2 separate regions of the Homo sapiens genome follow, and region 1 is linked to region 2. A link is a loop called in an ENCODE intact Hi-C map of the cell type or tissue named here. Cell type or tissue: IMR-90. All regions are shown on one strand. Each heading gives the region's core, and the rest is flanking DNA. Links, peaks and the distances in the headings are about the cores only.

Region 1 (2,826 bases), core at 22-2,521, 210 kb after region 2:
CACCATGCCTGGCAAGTTAACAAAATTTTTTTTTTTGTAGAGATGGGGTCTTAGTATGTTGCCCAGGCTGGTCCCAAACTCCTGGCTTCAGTTGATCCTCCAGCCTCAGCCTCCCAAAGTGCTGGAATTACAGGTGTTAAGTCACTGCACCCAGCCCTGTTATTTCTTAAGTGATTCATATTTATGCCTTATTTCTCCAGTTTTCTTGGAGGGAAAGCATCACCTTCATTTTCTATCTACTTTAGGGGATAACACAGTGCTTTACATATAGTAAGCAATAAAACTACATCTGTGGGATAAACAAATTTATATTCAGGTTCCTATAATGTCAGGTACTCAATCCTTTGTTTAAAGTTAATGCCATGTAAAAATAGGTAATAGGGGTATTATATTTGAATTTCAAGCAATCTTGTGCTTAAGGTTATATTCTGTATTTTCTTTTTATTTTCCTTTTACAATTTAATCTGACAGTGGGGCCAATTTTATAGGTGTAGGAAATCCTTTGTCAAATATAGTCTTCCAGTAAATACATGTTTTAAATAATGCAATGTGGATATGGCTCATTATAGTCTCTAAATAATTACCAGGGCCCTTCAGTAAGGGAAATACTTTTCTGATGGATCATTAGGAATACATTTGTGGCAGACTTTTAAACCATTACTAATCATAGAGATGGTCTTAATTGCTTTCGAAGTGAAGAATTCTTTGAAATGTGAAGAATCACTTGCTAAACTTTCTGATTTGCTAGACTAGGTTTTCCTAAATTGGCCTAGTTTAAAATGGGCATACCTGTGCTTAAAAAGATCCAGAGACCTTCCACCTATCTGCAAATACAAAATTAGCAGTAATAACTGACAATCAGCCTCCTTTCCCTCTGTCAGTTATAGGGACTATTTAAGGCTATATCTTTTTCATGCTCTTGAAGTAATGTGAGGTTTAGATTTGACTCCCTTTAATCTGAAACACTGACTTAGCTCCAAACCACTTAACAGCCTGCCATTTTGCACTGGGAGGGGAAAAACAGCAATGTAATTTACTGTCCACATTTTATAGTTTTCCCTTAAAAAAAAAAAAAACTTGCTTACACAGTTCCTGTATTTGCACAGACTAGAGAGTGAAATGGCTTTTAAATGCAGCCCTGGCTGGGCAATGCCAGGAACCCACAGCAGCTGACAGGCCACTCTAGCTGGGGAAAGGCAGTCAGAGGTAAAGAGCATCTCTGGGAATAAAGGTGTCAGGGAGAGAGTGTGAGGGAAGATGTAGGCGGCACAGGTGGGAAGGACAGAGGGTCATGGCTGGCCTACGCTTCATAACTTACGTGCACATCTAGACACATCTTGATAACGATCCTGTCATCATTTTAGTCAGGCAGAAGCATTTCCTGGGCCCTGACTCATTGCTTGGGAATTTCTTCACCATTACCCTGTCTGAACCCTGGTCTCTTAGAGATCTAGCCAAAAGAACCTCTGGCCTTATATATTATCTCTATTACTGAATGAACAGTGTCTGTCTTGGGTCTTGTCTAGGAAAACGGAATAAGAAGCAGGATTCTTGAAGTCTCACCTTGAGAATCATGCTCCACCCCGCTAGAACTTTACCCTGACTCCTGGTCCCTGTGCCCTACTGCCTCACATTTTTCAACTTCTCCTGCTCCATATTCCCTTCCAGCTCCATCCATTCATGGAGCAGTTACTAAACATCTGATATGGGAACCCACCCACTGGACTAGTAAGGAACCCTGTATTAGTCAGGGTTCTTCAGAGAAACAGAACCAATAGGATTATGTGTGTGTGTGTGTGTGTGTGTGTGTGTGTGTGTATAATATGTGTATGTATGCACATGCCCAGTTAATTTTTAATTGTTCATGTATATATAATTAAACATATATGTATATTAATTTACATATTTATATACATATGCATAGTAAATGTGTATGTAAATACATATATGCATATATTTAACTTAAATATATACACATGTGTGTATATGTATAAAATATATTTTATATATACACACACACATATGTATATATATACACACACCTGTCTTCCTGTGTGTATATATACATATATACATACACCAATGTATACATTTTTACATATGGCTCTTGGTTTACATGTATACATACATGAAGACAAAATCGACAGGATGTATGCGTGTATGTATGTGTATATACGGATGTATATATGTATATATGTGCATGTGTATAACCAGATGTATATGTGTGTATGTGTGTGTATGTGTATATACAGATGTGTATATATATGTATACACATACACACACATCCTGTTGATTCCGTCTTCATGTATGTATACATGTAAACCAAGAGCTGTATGTATATATGTATACATTGGTGTATGTATATATGTATACATACACATGGGAAGACAGGTGTGTATATATACATATATATGTGTGTATGTATATAAAATATGTTTATATTACACATATATACACAAATATATGTGTATTTTAAGAATTTAAGATTTATTTTAAGAAACTGGCTTATGTGATTGTGGAGACTGGAAAGCATGTGTGTATGTATGTGTGTGTGTGTGTGTGTGTGTGTGTCTATGTGTGTGTGTGTGTGTGTGTGTCTATGTGTGTGTGTATGTGCATACATGCACATGCCCCAATAGTGTGTGTGTATCTATCTATCCATCTATCTTTTTTTAATTAAAAAATTTTAAGAGACAGGGTCTTGCTCTGTCACCCAGGCTGGAGTGCAGTGGTGCAATCGTAGCTCACGGTAGCCTTCACTCCTGGGCTCAAGTGGTCCTTCCATCTCAGCCTTCAGAATAACTAGCCCTACAGGTGTGTGCCAC
Region 2 (2,826 bases), core at 319-2,818:
ATAGTTATCAATACACATACACTCTCCCATACATAGAACAATGCCTAGGTCTATTGCATTTTAATATCCGCCGAATAGGTAGCATGAATTCACATCATTTCAGCGATGGGGAAATGGAAACTCGCAGAGAGCTTAACTGAATTTCCTGAGACCATGGGATGTCAGAAGGGCCACTAAATCTTTCAACTTCCAACTCATACTTTAAACTCCTGCCTCTTATCCTTTTTGAAGTGACTGGGGAAGACCAGGTACAGATCTGTAAAATGCTTCATTCCATTTTCAGAGGAGCTGAGGTCAGGTGCTTCCTACAGTCGAGGTCTCGCCAAGAAGACGGTGGCCACGTTCCTCAATTCTCAGGCGAGTGTTTTGATGCCTGGGTGCTTCTGCCTGATGAGCCCAGCATTCATGAAGTACATGTGACAAGAGGACGGCTGGAATATTGCTCAATATTTTCAGGCCGACGGCACTGGCTGCATGTAATTTGAGAGGAGTGTAGAATGTCAGCCGGACTTTTATGACGCACCCCTCTCCTCTTCCTGAGAATTGTTTGCATGTGGAGATTTCCTGCCTATATTTTTAGCGTCAAATTTTTTTGTGGTTGCTCAAGTACCTTCGGCCATGTTTTAGTGACTTACACAGAAGCCCTGATGCCCCTGATAAAACTGATGACCATCGAATGGAAAGAAGTCAGTGTAGAAAGCCCAGGCATTGTCCCATAGCTGGCCCTGTGTGTTTGCACTGATTCCTCAGAATAAGTTTGCAGATAGCTTAACTTCCAGAATTCCTGAGTTTCACTAGTCCCCCTTCTTTATGATGAATTGGAAAAAGGGTATATTCTGGGATAAAGCAAGAGGAAACTGGGTGCAGCAAAGATCCCTAGACCATTTTTCCCAGTGGCCCATTGCTCCTGCTGCTTTTTTCATACCAGCTGAATCTCCCTAAACCCCACGTCTGCGGCAAAGTCTTCGTGGTGAAACAGGTGAGTCACACTTTTCTGCTTCTCTGCAATTACAAATGTTATCACCTCATCTGACACAGAGAGGGTGTTGGTTGGAAATACGCATTAGGAATAAGCTCTTTGGAAACAGCAAAACTGCCTTCATGAAATGAAGACTTTTTTTTAGAAAGTCTGGAGCTAAAGTTATAAAAATAAAGAGGCGTCATCTCCCTTTCCTTCTCCTACAATAATGGAAATGAAATATCAAAGTAAACAGCACCACATCCATGTCCTCAGCACATGTGACTCGCTAACAGAACCATGCCAGCCACCCCATCCCTTCTCTCCCATATTCTCTGCTGTTCTCACTGTCTCTCAAGACCTGATTTAAAACCACCTTCACTAAGAAGTCTTCCTGTCCCCCTTCTGGTCCTTCACGGAATATTATTTTGCTTCTGAAACTTAAAAAAACAATTTTGTTCTCAGGTCATTCTCTGTGTACATCCCATCTCGTCCATCCTACAGATTAGATGTTCTTCCAGGGTAGAGGCGACCCCATCTCATGTCTTTTTATTCTCCCTCTGCTTTTTATTCCCACAGGCAGTCTTCAGTACAAGAAGCGTCAATCTCAGATCTTACTCATTTCCAACCTGTACCAATCAAAGGCCCTCCCAGCCAAGATAAAAGCAAAGTCTCCCTCCTCCAGAGCACATGGGAATGGCCCCCCAGTAGCTGGGGCATGCAAGCTAATGAAGTTTCATCTTCCACCTCTATCCAAATATGACCTTGCTGATACCATCTCCTATTAGATGACAAATCCGGATGTTTCTATTGCATGGTTGTTATTTGCCACATGCTTCCTGGACAAGTTTCTAGGTAACCTTAATGTCTGTGCTTCTGGGGAAGGAGGAGTAGAAAATAACTCACCTCTTCAGTAAGTGGTTTTAAAAATATAACAGTGTTTAAAAGCTTTTAGAGAGCAGCTCTCCTTCCGGCTGCTCCAGCTCTGTTTGCTTTGTGATAGGAGCCCCCGTAACACTTCGTGCTTGGCAACATCTGACGAGGACAGAAGGCAGGTTTAAAGCTGAGAAGATTGATTTTTCCTTTGTAGGGCTTTCCATGAGGGGCGTGGGAGAGAAGTCACTTGGGGAAGCAGTGGTCAGTGAGGTTTACTTCTCCATATGCTCTGCATTCATGTGTAAGGCTAAACAAACGTGTTGTCTCCGCAAGCAAATCCCACACCACAGAGAGGAGCAGTTTGTCCTGGAGGTCCTAAGGAGGTGACCAGTGACCTGGAGGGTAAAAGGTTGGGGCTCCTGAGACCTTTCTTCCAACTCTCATTTCCATCCTAAACTGGCAGGGGAAATGTACCCAAATTGCCTGTGTGTTTCGATTTGATGTGGACACACTGTGACCACTCAGGATCGCTCTGGTGCTGCTGAACTCCATGGTTCATATTAGGCCCGACTGTCTAGTTTTAGAAAGTGGGAGGAGATTTCCCCTCTGCCAGGGCTTGGGGTTTATGTTCCCCAGAGCATTGAGCAAGAGCCTCATGTTTACAGAAATCTCAGGCCCCATGATTTCTTCCTGTCAGGGTAGAAGGAGAAGGAGTAGGCACAGACTGTGGAGTAGATCTTGCCACTTCAGTCCCTTTGTTCTTGCCCAGCATGAGGTTACCAAGGAAAGGATACCTGGGGCGCTGGGGGTGAGGGTATGTATTGGTTGTTTGAACTCTGAAAATATAATTTTAAAATTGGCATTGTAAATCAAATCATTAGGTCTTCTGCATATAGTTTTATTTTTTCTAAAACTTCATAAAGCTGTCAAAAATACCTACACTATATTTTAAATGCTGTGGGCAATATAGTTTTTAAAATTTTATTGTGAAG

What was found. A loop is a pair of places that touch in the nucleus more often than their neighbours do. Peaks named below come from ENCODE experiments on the same cell type or tissue, not always from the same donor. Only the 100,000 strongest peaks of a DNase experiment are listed, where the experiment ranks them.
Region 1: a loop joins it to region 2, with 4 times the contacts of the local background. A loop is called at or near these places in 6 of 110 quality-filtered maps.

Annotation. Positions count from the first base shown.
Region 1 is chr5:96,066,811-96,069,636 of GRCh38, forward strand. All of the region lies in intron 1 of LOC101929710 (a long non-coding RNA gene), which reads left to right. The region is part of intron 1 of LOC105379096 (a long non-coding RNA gene); the gene reads right to left. It also overlaps a transcript of CAST not described here. Among named protein-coding and RNA genes, the nearest start is that of MIR583, 11 kb to the right of the region's middle. In IMR-90, for the core only: no CTCF peak of the experiment used is centred there; a DNase peak (open chromatin) is centred at 1,371; H3K27ac peaks cover 1,245 bases.
Region 2 is chr5:95,861,099-95,863,924 of GRCh38, forward strand. It overlaps LOC105379091 (a long non-coding RNA gene), which reads left to right and starts at 686. Exons shown (of 3, transcript XR_001742813.2): 1 at 686-2,648. RefSeq lists enhancers at 870-2,069, 2,325-2,826. In IMR-90, for the core only: a CTCF peak has its summit at 1,362; DNase peaks (open chromatin) are centred at 493, 963 and 2,473; H3K27ac peaks cover 2,286 bases.